Regions from separate parts of the Homo sapiens genome. Here region 2 is linked to region 1. A link is an interaction called in ENCODE POLR2A ChIA-PET data of the cell type or tissue named here. Cell type or tissue: OCI-LY7. All regions are shown on one strand. Links, peaks and the distances in the headings refer to the core of each region. The heading gives the core; the rest is flanking DNA.

Region 1 (7,310 bases), core at 616-5,615:
TTTATTAAAGAGATTTCACTGCAGAAACTCTTTCCCAAGCAGCAGCTGTCTTCATCTGGTTGATAAAGTTGATTTTGAAGGGCCCTGTAATCAGCTTCCATTTCCATAGAGACAGAATCCCAGCTGTAGCCGGAGGAACTTTCTTTCATTTCTCTTATTTAAGTGTTTCCTGATTTTTTAATCTCTTCAAGTGTATTGCCCTCTCTGGGTGGTCAAGCCTTTATCATTTTTTTTCCAAGTTAGACTAAAATATTTTTCAGATAAATCTCGAAAACAACCTGCTTTCAAGGGAGTGGTCTTTCTAAAGGACCAGGCAAAATAATAAACAAATATGATCATGGGTTATCTGGAAGAGCTATCTCAAAAGTCTTGTTAAACCTGGAACACATGCTATCCATGTCGACCTTCTTTGGGGGATAGATTAAAGAGCTGGGGAGGACCTGTAATTTTAGATATAATCTATTAAAATCATTTTTTTGTTTTTTAATTTTTGTTTTTTGTTTTTGAGATGGAGTCTTGCTCTGTTGCCCAGGCTGGAGTGCAGTGGCGTGATCTCTGCTCACTGCAGCCTCCACCTCTTGGGTTCAAGCGATTCTCCTGCCTCAGCCTCCCCAGTAACTGGGGTTACAGGCGTGCGCCACCACACCTGGCTAATTTTTATATTTTTAGTAGAGACGGGGTTTCACCATATTGGCCAGGCTGGTCTTGAACTCGTGACCTCAAGTGATCCACCCGCCTTGGCCTCCCAAAGTTCTGGGATTACAGGCGTGAGCCACTGTGCCCGGCCTTAAAATTATTTATGTTTTCACTCCTCTAGGTTGTGTGTATGTGCCCACCTTTCTGTTTTTAAACACGCCGCTTCTTGGCCTGGGGAGCCCTTTTCGTTTTTCTCGCTCCAGCTAGCCCTTGCCCCCTTGTCAGTTAGTGCTTGTTGAAAGAAGGAAGGACTTAACTATTCACATGACTCCATTTCCTGTGACCTCCTCAAGGAGGCCCCTCGAGAATACTCAGTTCTGACCCACCATCCCATCCAGCCTAGCTGAAGTGTCTCTCTACTTGGCATAGTACTTGGGAAAAATTTATTGAAGAAGGAATGTTACTGCTTTTAGTTAAGAGATTCAGGTTGGCTAAGGGAGAAAGCATAGCTCTGGAGAAGGAGCATGTACTCTGTCTCCTTCCTGCAGGCTTCTCCGCAGTTTCCAGAGGGAAGCAGTTTCCAGCTATCAGGAACAAGATGGAACTGACAACTTCTATTTTTGATTGTATGATAGGGTTAAAACTGGAAATGCTTCATTGAAACAAAGAAGAGGTGTAGCCCCTTTGGCATGACTGAATCGGTAATGGCATTTGACTTTTTGTCAGTCCTCTGACATTCTGGCTCTAGTGGCCCTGGTGGCTTTTTTGTAAGCATCTTTTTTGTTTGCTACTAGCTGTGTATCCTTGGGCAAGTTGCTTGACCTCTCTGTGCCTCAGGTGCCTCATCTATAAAATGGGAATAATAAGAGCACCTCATAGGGTCATTGTGAATTAATATCTATAAGGGCCTAGTGTACCACCCGGTACCTGATGGTCTTAATACTTGCTATTATTAGAACACTCATGCATTACTTAATGGTGGGGATACGTTATGAGAAATGCATAATAAGATTTTGTCATTGTGTGGTCATTCCCAGAATGTCCCTACACACACCCAGATGGTGTAGCCTACTACACACCTGGGCTAGATGGTGTGCTTGTGACTCAGGCTTTTGCTCTTAGGCTACAAAACTGTACAGCATGTGATTGTATGGAATCCCATAGGGAATTGTAACATGATGGTGAGTGTGTGTGTCTTTATACAAAAACATACAGTAAAAATATAGTACATTATTGTTATCTCGTGGGACCGCTGTCATATTTGTGGTCCATTGTTTGTTTGTGTTTTTGAGACAAGGTCTCACTCTGTTGCCCAGGCTGGACTACAGTGGCATGATCTTGCCTCACTGTAGCCTCGGCTTCCTGGGCTCAAGTGATCCTCCCACCTCAGCCTCCCAAGTAGCGTAGATTACAGGCACATGCCACCACTGCCGGCAAATTTTTGTAATTTTTATAGAGATGGGGTTTCGCCATTTCTCCCAGGCTGGTGTTGAACTCCTGGACTCAAGCGATCTGCCTGCCCCAGCCTCCCGGGTGGTTCATTGTTGAGTGAAACATTATTAAGCGGTGCATGACTATTGTAAAAACCATTTTATCTGTGATGGTGTAACAAGTGCAAAACAATATCTTTATTTCTTGGAAACGTTGGTGATGGTACTTCTCAGTGGTCTTTGCCCACCTGTCCCATGGTCTTGTCAAACCAGCACACCCACTGCCTTATTCCTCACCTGAGTCAGAATTCCCAGGAGAAGTTGGGCGGCTGGGCCCAGTGTGCTAGGGTCAAGAGGAACAGCCGTTGCCACACACTGGCGAGTTCAGAGCTGTGCATAGCCCGGGGGGCGGCTGCTGGGGGAACAGCAGCAGGATTTTCGTTGGGATGTGCTTGTGGCCAAGTTTCTGTTGAGAATGGCAGACATGCTTTGAAAACTGGTAATTTTTCCACTAATAATTAAAATACTCTGTGTCCTGCAGTAACTATTTATTGAATGTATTTTTTTATGATAGGCATTATGTAACCAGAGTTCGTTTGGGAGTTTACATTGAATTTTTTAATTTCTATTTTTTTATTTTTTTATTTTTTGAGACACAGTCTCACTCTGTTGCCCAGGCTGGAGTGCAGTGGCGCGATCTTGGCTCACTGCAACCTCCGCCTCCCAGGTTGAAGCAATTCTCCTGCCTTGGCCTCTGGAGTAGTTGGGATTACAGGTGCCAGCTACCATGCTCCGCTAATTTTTGTATTTTTGGTAGAGATGGGGTTTTGCCATGTTGGCCAGGCTGGTCTTGAACTCCTGACCTCAGGTGATTCACCTCCCCCCCCCACCCCCGGCCTCCCAAATTGCTGGGATTACAGGTGTGAGCCAATGTGCCTGGTCTTATATTGAATTTTAAAATTATCTACTGAGAAATTATTGTTTGTTATGTTAAGATGACTATAAGGTGTCTATTACATGTGAAGTAGTTATATTTTCACCATAAGAACTATAACACTCACTGCTTTGCCATTATAACCAATGCTACAATTGGTATGGATAATAATTGAAAACCATACCCTGTATTATTTATTCATAAATTCACATGAACCTAGTTGAAAGAAAACACAATCTAGATACAGGAGATCCATTGTTAGAGAAAAGACTAGAGATGACTTTTTTTTTAATTCAGCGTAAAGACCTCTTCTTTGGATAGCAAGTTTGTGCAGGTGGGTTAATTTTTTTATTTTTTAAACCAAAGGATGATGTAAAAATGTGGCCAAGGAGCATTTGGTCTAGATCAAGTGTGTGAGCAGCAGGGGTCAGTGTTGAGCCTCTGTGTTTTGCTCCTGGGCTCCCTGGGAGGCTGGACACAGCTCGTCTCATCTCCACACAGAGCTTTGCTGCCTCTACAGTTCTTCCACCTTCATTCGCCAGGTTCTGTCTTTGGGTAGAGAGATGGAGTCTTAATGGCATTTTATCTGTGTAGCTCACAGTGAAAGAAATCTCACGTATGTTACAGTCAACCAGAGCATCTTTGAGGTTGGCATGTTTCACAGCTGCCTTGCATGTGGCCTCTGAATAGAGAAGTGCTGATCAGAGCATGTTTCCAATCAAAGGAAATGGAATTTGCAGTGTCCCCATTGAGCAGATTCCATCAGCGTGTGATGCTTAATGCTGTAAAACAGTATTTCAGGTTTGAGGTGCTAGCAAAGCCCAAAAGGCCAATAATAGGATTAATAGTACCTACTTTGTTAATGTCCTACGGCTGCAAAACAAAACACCGCAGGCTGGGTGATTTTGACAACAGAAATTTATTTCCCACGGTCCTGGAGGCTGGAAGTTCAAGATCATAGTGTCAGCAGGGCTGGCTGCTCCTGAGGCCTCTCTCCTGGGCTTGCAGGTGGCCGTCTTCTTGCTGTGCTCACATGATCTTCCCTCTGCATCCCTGCTGTCCCTCAGTCTGTTCAGTTTCCTCTTCTCATGAGGACAATAGTCAGATTGGGATAGGGTCCACCTTAAGGACCTCATTTTAACCTGATCGCCTCTTTAAAGGCCCCATCTCCAAATATAGTCACATGTTGAGGTATTTGGGATTGGGGCTTCAGCATATTAGTTTTGGGAAGACATAGTTCATTCCATAACATCTAGATTAGAGGTTCTCAAATGATACAGACCTGAGTGCCTACTCTGTGGTAAGTGCTTCTCACACTCATAACATCCCTCTTTGGTTCACCTACCGTCAGCATTTTATAGATGAGAAAGTAGAGAGCTATGGAGGTTCTATAAAGTCCCCAGTGTCACTCAGGCAGTGGTGGAAACGGAGTTCACTTTGTTTTTTTTTTTTTTTTTTTTTCTTAAATGGAGTTTCACTCTTGTTGCCCAGGCTAGAGTGCAGTGGCATGATCACGGTCACTGCAGCCTCCGCCTCCCAGGTTCCAGCGATTCTCCTGCCTTAGGCTTCCAAGTAGCTGGGATTACAGGCACCTGCCACAACGCCTGGCGAATTTTTTTAATTTTAGTAGAGATGGGGATGGGGTTTTGCCATGTTGACCAGGCTGGTCTTGAAATCCTGGCCTCAGGTGATCCACCTGCCTTCGCCACTCAAAGTGTTGGGATTACAGGTGTGAGCCACTGCGCCCGGTTGGAGTTCACTCTTGAGTGTGTCTGAAAGGTTTGCTGTGTGATACTGTGCTGTGTTGTATCCTAGCCCCGAAGGGCTCACCAGGGCCAGGCTTGGATGCCAAGGAGAGGTGACTCCTAGGGCCTGCCTTACCGTAAGGCATTCATTTTCAGAATTCTTTTTTTTTTTTTTTTTTGAGACAGAGTCTTGCTGTGTCACCCAGGCTGGAGTGCAGTGGCGTGATCTCGGCTCGCTGCAAGCTCTGCCTCCCAGGTTCACGCCATTCTCCTGCCTCAGCCTCCCCAGTGGCTGGGACTACAGGCACCCGCCACCAAGCCCGGCTAATTTTTTGTATTTTTCGTAGAGACGGGATTTCACCGTGTTAGCCAGGATGGTCTCAGTCTCCTGACATCATGATCCGCCTGCCTCAGCCTCCCAAAGTGCTAGGATTACAGGTGTGAGCCACCGTACCTCGTCTCAGAATTCTTTAAAACACTGTGTTAAGCAAATAAAATAGTGTTATTGGGCTAGCCCTGCCAGCTTGGAAACTTGGGTTTACAGGATGGTTGCAGAGCTTTAACTGTTGAAGAAAACATAAGAAGCAACTTAATCTCCATCAATATTAGCAGAACCCTCCCCACTTTCTTTATGGTTTCCTGAAAAACTATTAATCTCAATAGAATGGAATGATCAGATGTGAGATCTTTGTATACCGTATGTTAATTCATTTTCTTTTGTCTTCAAACTTAGAACATTAGCTTAAAACACTACAAAGTATGGGGCTGGAAAAGATTGTGTTGGGGAAATATTGGTTCATGTATCAAATAGAATAAACCTGAAGTACATTAAATGGTAGTTTTAGTTATAGTATCCATACCTCATAAAGATCCTTCTTATTTCATCCGTTTCTTTGCATATCCATTAATTATTCCTTTGGACTCTGTGTAACTTATAATTTTAAGGGTGAGGCCAAATGAAAGGCACACATCAGAACAAGCAATTACTTGCAAGGAGGTTTCGCCTCTTAGTTTTTCAGGACACAGTGCAGACCGGAGAACGGTAATGTGGTTTGCAATCTCAGTGTTTGAATGGTGGTCTATGTAACTTGGTGTTCTTAACAGCTGTAAGTGAGGCTGGGCGCAGTGGCTCATGCCTGCTGTAATCCCAGCCTGACTCATGCCTGCTGTAATCCCAGCGCTTCCGGAGGCCAACGTGGGTGGGTCACCTGAGTGAGGTCAGGAGTTTGAGACCACCCTGGCCAACATGGTGAAACCCCCTCTCTACTAACAATACAAGAATTAGCTGGGTGTGGTGGTACATGCCTGTAATCCCAGCTACTTGGGAGGCTGAGGCAGGAGAATCACTTGAACCTGGGAGGTAGAGGCTCCAGTGGGCTAAGATCACGCCATTGTACTCCAGCCTGGGCGACAAGAGTGAGACTCTTTCAAAATAAATAAATAATGAAACAGCTGTAAATGCTTAAGTCTTTAGGGCGTGTCAAAGATGCCTATGTAATTTATTATATGTTTGTATTCTACAACGTTGTGCACTCTTTGTTAGGAGGATGAAAATAATAGATAATATGATTGAAATACCATGCCATCTATGCATGGAGTGTATTAATATAATACACGCACACATTTACCACATACCAGGCATTGTGCTAAGCCCTCTGTATGGATTAATCTTTCAAACCTCACAATGTATTGTCATTATATAGTTAATAGGTAAGGAAACAGATTTAAGGAGCATCATTAACTTGCTCAAAGTCACCCAGGCAATAAGTGGTAGAGCCCAGATTTGAAGCCACACCTGCAGACGTCGGAAGCAGTGTTCTCAGCTTCTCCTGTTTTGCCTTACTGGTTTCTGACAGTCATATGCACATACCCTGTGGAGGAGATGAAGATAACGGCTAATTCAGCGAGCATGCTGAGTGCCTGTGGCCACCCGGTCATGTTCTAGAAGCCATGGTAGCTGTCCTGTCTGGGCTAATGATTCTGTAACAATTTAGGAATGCATTCAGGGACACTACCTATGTTTATCCCATTTGAACCAGGGAAACAGGAACCTTCATCTTCCCAAAATACTTACACATAGTTTTAAAAAAATCTATTCCAAAAAACCTTATTGAAGTATTCGTATCGATAAGTGCATAATGACAGTACAAGTTGACAGATTTTCAAAGCAAGAAACATTATCAGTAGGTTGGGAGCTGGTGCTCCTCCTAGTCACTCTCCCTTTAAGTCCTGAGACTGCCAGCCTCCTGAGCTTATACTGGTAGTTCCAATGGAAATACATAACAGAATGCAAGGCTTTTACTTAACTCCTCCTTCTAGTCCTCATCTTGACCTCCCTTCCACTCGGAAGCGTGCCTCTTACAGATATGGGTGATGATAGAATTGGAATATCTCACAGTCTCAGATTTGGTACCTGACACGCAATTAACAATACTAATATTACTAATGCCAGTATTGCTAAAAACAGTTGTCTTATGCATATGCTATCTTCATTCTCCCTCTTTAAAAAAAAAAAAGCTTTTTTTTTTTTTTTTTGAGACGGAGTCTCGCTCTGTCGGAGTGCAG
Region 2 (7,655 bases), core at 1,504-6,503, 950 kb after region 1:
TAACCAAGTGGGATCTTAGAGACTGGGGATGGGAACATCTAGCCTGAATTTCTCTTTATGTGTGCCTGTCCATAGACAACTTGAGTACCCTCACAACATGGCAGCTGGCTTCCCCCAAAGAAACAGAGCCACGAAACCAGGCAGAAATTGCAATGCCTTTGAAAATCACATCCCATTACTTTCACAATATCCAGTTGGTCAGGCAGTTGGGGTCTTTTCAATGTGGAAAGGAACTACCCAAGGACATGCCCATCAAGAGGCATGGTCACTAGTTGCCACCTTGAAGGCTAGCATTAAGAACATTTGTGATTCATGGAAGGATATCAACGTATCAACAGGAACAGGAGTTTGGAAGAAATTGATTCTAACTTTCATAGATGACTTTGAAGGGATCAAGACTTCAGTGGAGAAAGTAACTGCAGATGTGGTGGCAATAGCAAGAAAATGGGAATTAGAAGTGGAGGCTGAAGGTATGACTGAATTGCTATAATGTCACAATCAAATTTTAATGGATAAGGAGTTGCTTCTTATGGATGAGCAAAGAAAGTGGTTTCTTAAGATGGAATCTACTCCTGGTGAAGATGCTATGAACACTGTTGAAAATGACAATAAAGGATTTAGAATATTCCATAAACTTAGTTGATAAAGCAGCAGCTGGGTTGGAGAGGATTGACTCCAATTTTGTAAGAAGTTCTACTGTGGATAAAATATTATCTCATGCCACAGAGAAATCTTTTGTAAAAGGAAAAGTCAATCAATACAACAAACTGTCTTATTTTAAGAAATTTTCACAACGACCCCAATCTTCAGCATCCACCAACCTGATCAATCAGCAGCCACCAACATGGAGGCAAGACCCTCCACAAGTAAAAAGACTGCAACTTGCTGAAGGCTCAAATGGTCATCAGCATTTTTTAGCAGTTGAGTATTTTTTAAATTACAGTATATATGTCCATTGTCTTTATTAGACATAATGCTATTGCACATTTAATAGACTATGGTGTAGTGTAAATATAACTTTTATATGCACTAGGAAACCACAACATTTGTGTGACTGGCTTTATTGCAATATTCACTTTATTGTGATGATCTGAAACTCAATCGGCAATATCTCTGAGGCATGCCTGTATTTAACATTTAACATTTTTAAGAGACTGTATTAGTTTGCTTGCGCTGCCATAACAAAATAGCACAGACTGGATGGCTTAAACAGCGTAAATTTATTTTCTCGCAGTTCCAGAGTCTAGAGGTCCAAAATCAAGGTGTTGAGAGGTTTGGTTTCTTGCGAGGCCTCCCTTCCGGGCTTGTAGACGGCAACCTTCTCACTGTGTCATTACATGGCCTTTTTGGTATAGAGGGAGACATCATGCACTGGTGTCTCTTTCTCCTCTCTTTGAAGGAAATCAGTCCTATTGGATTAGAATCCACTCTTAGGACTTCATTTCATCTTAACTACCTTCTTAAAGGCTCTATCTCCAAACCCAGTTTAATCAGGGGTTAGGGCTTCAATATATGGATTTTGGAGGGACAGAATTCTGTCCATTACACCCTCCATAACCCGATATTCCTGACTCATCTCTCTTTACTAACACAAATGCTAAGATTCTGCCACGAGAGTATTTTAAGCATAAAATGCACATCCTCCCTTTTTTCTCTAGTCAAGATTTTATCCAGGTCAAACTTCTCTGGTTTTCCCCAGTTCAATGCAGAAATAATTCATACACCATCTTTGCTCCTTTATAATGTTTTGCCTAAATCATTAATAAAACTAACATAAGAATAGTATTTTTCAATGCTTGTAATTCTTTCGTGCCTAATGTTCCCTATTAAATATCACAATCGCTGTATGATACAATTATTAATAAGATCATTTTATGAATGTGGTAACTGAGCCTGAAAGAGAGTATTTATTCATTCTATCACAATCAAGAACATTAAGGAATGAGCTTTTTGTAGATCATGGCACCATTCACTGATATATGAAACATTGAGAGTAAAGCAGGGTTTGTGGGAAGAGTCATGTTTAATTTGGCACATATTAAGTTTGAGGTGCCTATGACACATCCAAGTGTGTAAATATTATATGGTTACTTTATATAGCTAGTCTTGTGTTAATGTACAAGTTGGAATTTTATCTTCTCATTTCATAATGTTAGCACAAGTGCTAAAATGGCAAATGACCTCTTTTATTCTATGTCTTAAAGAATAATGCCATAATTATTTCTCTATTCCATACACGTTTCCGATATTCTTTTTCTCCCCATTATCCCCATACATTTCAAGTTAAAGACAGCCACTTTTTAGAATCATAGAAGTGTACAGGACCTGCAGTGAATATGACCTTAAGAAGTAACCTATATTTAGTTCTCTTATTTTACAGATGAAGAAAGCAAGGTACGGCTAGTTAAATGATTCACCCAACATCACACTTACTGCCCATATGGGGACTAACATTCAGATTTTCTAATTCCATTTCAAGAGACGATTTCATTAGACCCCTGATTCCCTAACAGTATTTTGCAGAACATAAATTATATAAGAAGTTCAGTGAATGAAATGATTCAAATGTGTCTGTTAACATTAAACACAATCCCCACTCCTGGAGAGTTGCAGTGAATGACCTGTTTAAATTTATTTAACCCAGCATTTAATGACACTTCCCCTTTACCACCATGTATTAATGTCAGTAGGAGATGCAATGGGGAGTGCTACACTATGCCACCCTTGAATATGATGTTGGTGAGTCTGAAAGGGACTTGTTTGCTCAGCTGGACAAGTATTATCCTGCTGAGATAAGGTTAGGATGATGCAGAAGGAAGTAGTTTCATTTGCTTTGGTAGATTTATGCTGCTATTGGAAGGCAGAGGACATACAAATGAAAAAGTTTTAGTAATAAATGAGTATGGGATTGTTTTAATGACCCACCTAAATGTTATTAATCTTATGACAGGGTGAGTTTTTGAAATATTTGATTTCTTCTAGGTAAGGAGTAATGTAAATACACTAAATTAGGAGTCCAGGGTTTCCAACTGGAGAATTGTACTTTTCATGTTAGTTGCTAGGAACTAGGCAATAAAGTTGTTGTGCTTTTATCTGGCAAAAAAGTTTGAGGAAAGACAGGAAAATAATTAAACAGAGTTAGAGTTTAATGCTGAGTAATTAATTTTGTTGCCTGAAGTAGTAAAGATGGATAAAAAGAATTCATTATAATGGAAATCTCAGCCCAGTTTTATGGAAGCACCCTGACTTGAATTTGAAAGAAACAGAAGTATTATTAATAAAACTTACATATAAATAGGAAGTGAAAGATTATTAATGCAACCTATATACACCTCAGTGATACAAGTTTAATCGAAACCATAGACAGTCCTGAGAAAAACAATATGCTAAAATATGAAGTGTTATAAATACATGAAAGAACATTTACATAATTTTCCAAGTCATTATAACAAGAGAAAGGCATTTTCATCCAGCACCAGGTATAGATGCAAAACGTGATTCACTTAAATATTTATTTATAGATAATTACTGAATAAGAACAATTTTGATGAATATTAATTTCTATTTAAATGTTATACCTAATGAATAATTAAGCCAATAATTTAAAAGTAAAATATTCCTTGTTAAAGATATGTCCTGCTAATTAAAAAATTTAAAAGATTACACATAAAAATTATAATGTGGGCCAGATGTGGTGGCTCACGCCTGTAATCCCAGCACTTTGGGAGGCTGAGGTGGGTGGATCACCTGAGGTCAGGAGTCGAAGACCAGCTTGGCCAACATGGTGAAACCCCATCTCACTAAAAATACAAAAATTAGCCGGGCATGGTGGCGGGTGCCTGTAATCCCAGCTACTCAGGAGGCTGAGGCAGGAGAATCACTTGAAACTGGAAGGTGGAGGTTGCAGTGAGCCAAGATGGTGACACTGCACTCCAGCCTGGGCAAAAGAGCGAAACTCCATCTCAAAAAAAAAAAAAAATATAATGTGGAAGTGGAAAGGACATTCATATAAATGTCTATCCAGGATTTTGCCAGCATCACTGTAGCTGGAAACTAAGAAAAATCATAGATCAAAAAATTTCTCGTTTAAAAAAATACAGTTTGAAAGTACAATTTTTTGTTTTTTCATAACAAAGTAATCAAACTTATAACTACTATCTATATTAATGTAAAGGAAACAAATGTAGTGTTATATACACTACACCATTAATATTTACATACATTAATGGAGAAAGTCAAATGTGGAAACACTTCTGAACTTAGAAGTCTGCCAGTTATGAGCTCTATGTACATAGACCCTTCTGTGTCTTTCAGGAAGTGGAAGAATTACGTAAATTGTAATCAGCATGCGAATATTAGATATTTAACTGGAGCAGTCAGTACTACTTCCCCGATCTCTCACTTGCTGAGAGATAATGAATTCTTTATTTCCAGTAAAGGCAAGTTTTGTTCCTTGGAATCGTAATTATTGAGATCCAGTGATGTTCAAGGCCCCATGCTAGAATTATGAATAGGCAGCTCTTTGCTTCCATAAATTTATATCCCAAGAGAAAAGCAAATAACTCTTTGCAAATACAATGATGATAGGAATTGTCATAAGCAAGTTACACATAAGGTACTATGAAGCCTCAGAAATTATAATTATTACTTTCAATTGTAATGACTGGAGAAAGTTTGGCATGCACACTCTGACATGAAGGATAGGTAAGATTTGATTTGCAAAAACAAGGCAAGGGATATTCTAAAGGGAATAAAGATCAAAAGGAATGCTATGGCTCTACTACAGGCACTTTGGGCAAGTCCCTGTAATTACAGTAAAGGGTACTGAAGAAATAAAATTAAATTAATTAAAATAAAATTAGAAATAACGTATAAATAGGAAAAAATAGCTAGTAATAAAGCATAAATTAACAAAACCTTATTTGCAATCTAAAAGATTTTAAATTAAGGGTTAATTTTAATTAGCCAAATGCAAGGGTATTCTACAATGAAACTGCATGTTTTTGAAATTAGAGAACATAACGTATTATACTAAAATACAACTGGCTAGAATTTATGGGTAAAAAAGTCAGAACTACTGTTGCATCAAATTCCCACAAAATGGCTTCTTGAGGTAAAAAAAATACCCACTGTTGCATAAATGCCTTCCATGTGCTAGGAAGTACACCAAATCCTTTGTATGTGTTACTTTTTCCATTTATTCCTTACAATATATGAAATGTATGCAATCTCCCTTTTAGAAAGAAAAAAGCCTAGGTAGATAGTAGGTAACTTGCTAGTAAGTGCAAAAGGTAGGAATATGGGCCAGTATGACCCACAGCTTGGCCTCTTAACTATTGCATTACTGCATCCCAAAGTAATATGGTTTCCAAGGAGTACAGAAACCTTACAGAACCAAAATAAAAGCATGTATTTTTTTTTAAATCAGATTTTGCCCTTTCGTTTTAAATTCAAAGCTCGGGCAATACAAGCCCTCTTTTTTTAAGCAGCACAAACATAAGTTTTCACATGAACTCAATTTAACTGCTAGTTAATGAGTAAAACCTAAACTTTAGTCCAGGTGTTGCCCACACACTCTGCAGTGTCAAAAACTGGAGATGAAAATGCTGTAACATTTACAAACAGGTTGCTCTGAATTTGTTTCCCTACAAATACCTTGTAATTCTGCGTTGCAGCTGGTGGAAGCATTTCTAATGCACATTATGCCACATTCTTTGCCATGTTTTTAGGTAATAGTTGGTCTGACTTTGATTTATTGAAGTACAGAGGCGGACAGCCTCCAGCTTATGAGAAGCGCCCTACAAAGGCACGGATGTTACCGCACTGTGACTCAACTATTGCCTTATAGTTCTAGTTTTGCAAAATTAATATTGAAAAATACAAGCAATGGGCATATGTTCTAATTCCTAGTGCCTGGGCCTCAGAGCCTCCAGCTTAGCCCAGAGCAGTGCGTAGAGGAAGAAGGTATTCCTGGAGTTTAGAAACACGCCGACGCCCCTTCCCAATACAAAAACTACCACCCCACCAAAGGGTCCCAGACAGTTCAGAAAGGTCAGAAGCTACTTCCACCGCTTTCCGTGCCTGTTTCCGCCTCCAATTTCACTTCCGGGGAGGGGACTTCCGGGCCCTCAGCCTTAAGGGGCGGGAGTTAAAGAGGAGTCGGAAGTGGCACCAGCACTTCCGGTACGGAAAACTCGCTGCTGCCCCAACCTGGCTTGACAGGCTTGGTCTCTGCAAGTGGCTCTCAGCCCCTTCTTCTTTCCTGCCTCACCTTCCAATTCGTTTGCCGCCGCCGTCCCGCAGCTGCTGTTTCCGGAGTTGCCCCTTCCCCATGTTCCGGGGCAGGAGTCCGCAAAGCGAAGATCCGCCCGCCGGTTCCTCATCATGTCCGAACTGACTAAAGAGCTGATGGAGCTGGTGTGGGGCACCAAGAGCAGCCCCGGTCTCTCGGACACCATTTTCTGCCGCTGGACGCAAGGTACCCTGGCGGGGCTCTCACACTTGCAGCCGCTGCTTCTTTTGCCCTGCGAGAGTCCGCCTGTGACGCCTCTCGCTCCAGCCCCTCGCGTGCCCCGCTCTCTGCCCCAGTCGCCGTGCTCAGCGCTGAAGCTGGACTTTCTAGACACGCCCTGCCTTGCCTTGGTGGGGAGAGTTTGAGTAGGAGAATGGTTACAGCTGCCACTAAATACCCGCAGCGCTCTTTCCATCCTCCGGGCTGCCCTTCGGCTGGGGAGGAGGAGAGGGTGGCCCCTTGCTGGGTTGCAGGGCGTGACACGGAAGATGCGCCCCGTGCCCCGGTGTCACTTTCTCAAGGGGTGCTGTGGCCTTCCGCATCTTTACCCCCTAACAGAGCTGTCTATTGGTGGTGGTTGGTCTATTTTTGGTGAGAAGGAGGGACGTCCAAGGGAAAGTCCAAGTGGCTAATTCCAAAAAGCAGTTTTTTGTTTGTATTGTCATTATGTGGTTAGGCGTGGTAGTCTGTGTATAAACACTGTTATTTGCTAAAAAGTGTACTCTTGGCCCAAAGTATCCCCGTTTTTTATATGGTTTATTATCTGTCACGGTTAAAAAAGGAATATGGATCATAGTACTTCCTCGGCCGGTATGCTTGTAACCCAGACAGGACTTTTACTTACATGAAGAGTCTTAGTACAAATAATAATGAAATAAAATAAGCATTTATTGAATTCTTGCACTGTAACAGGCTGGGCGCTTTATACTAGTAACTATCCCTAATTCTTAAGTTTGGATAGGCAAACAACTGACACATTCCTAAAGGTGACTTAGGAAAGATGATGATGAGGTTAAAACATAACCTTGAGTCAGAAGGATCAATAATTTATGTATGTAAAACACTATTATTATTAAAACATCTATTTAGGGAACACCTGTTCCCGAAATAGATTGGGCGGAATTTTGGCATAGTAAATATAAACCCCTATTTCAAAACGTGTATTTTGTAACAAAAATTCAGGATTTACGTAATCTCTCCCTCCCTCCCACATGTTTGTTTTAAGAGCTGGTAAAATTACAATTACGATGTATTGTTAAGTTGGGATATTTAGTCCCTCACTGTTGCTTTGCAGGCGAAAAAAATTAGTTGTAAAGGTAAATGACTGGGCCAAAGTTGCACAAATCGATAGAACTGGGAGTGG

What was found. ChIA-PET counts read pairs that join two places held together with the same protein. Peaks named below come from ENCODE experiments on the same cell type or tissue, not always from the same donor. Only the 100,000 strongest peaks of a DNase experiment are listed, where the experiment ranks them.
Region 2: POLR2A ChIA-PET joins it to region 1 with 13 read pairs; 7 of 35 experiments call an interaction of 5 or more read pairs at or near these places.

What each region holds. Positions count from the first base shown.
Region 1 is chr10:16,805,637-16,812,946 of GRCh38, reverse strand. The region is part of intron 2 of RSU1 (Ras suppressor protein 1); the gene reads left to right. Among named protein-coding and RNA genes, the nearest start is that of RSU1, 8.1 kb to the left of the region's middle. In OCI-LY7, for the core only: CTCF peaks have their summits at 3,205 and 3,405 (motif pointing right); a DNase peak (open chromatin) is centred at 3,416.
Region 2 is chr10:15,859,029-15,866,683 of GRCh38, reverse strand. MINDY3 (MINDY lysine 48 deubiquitinase 3) reads left to right here and starts at 6,177. Exons shown (of 15, transcript NM_024948.4): 1 at 6,177-6,478. The coding sequence starts at 6,385. RefSeq lists an enhancer at 6,386-6,435. In OCI-LY7, for the core only: no CTCF peak of the experiment used is centred there; a DNase peak (open chromatin) is centred at 6,173; H3K4me3 peaks cover 1,308 bases; H3K27ac peaks cover 901 bases.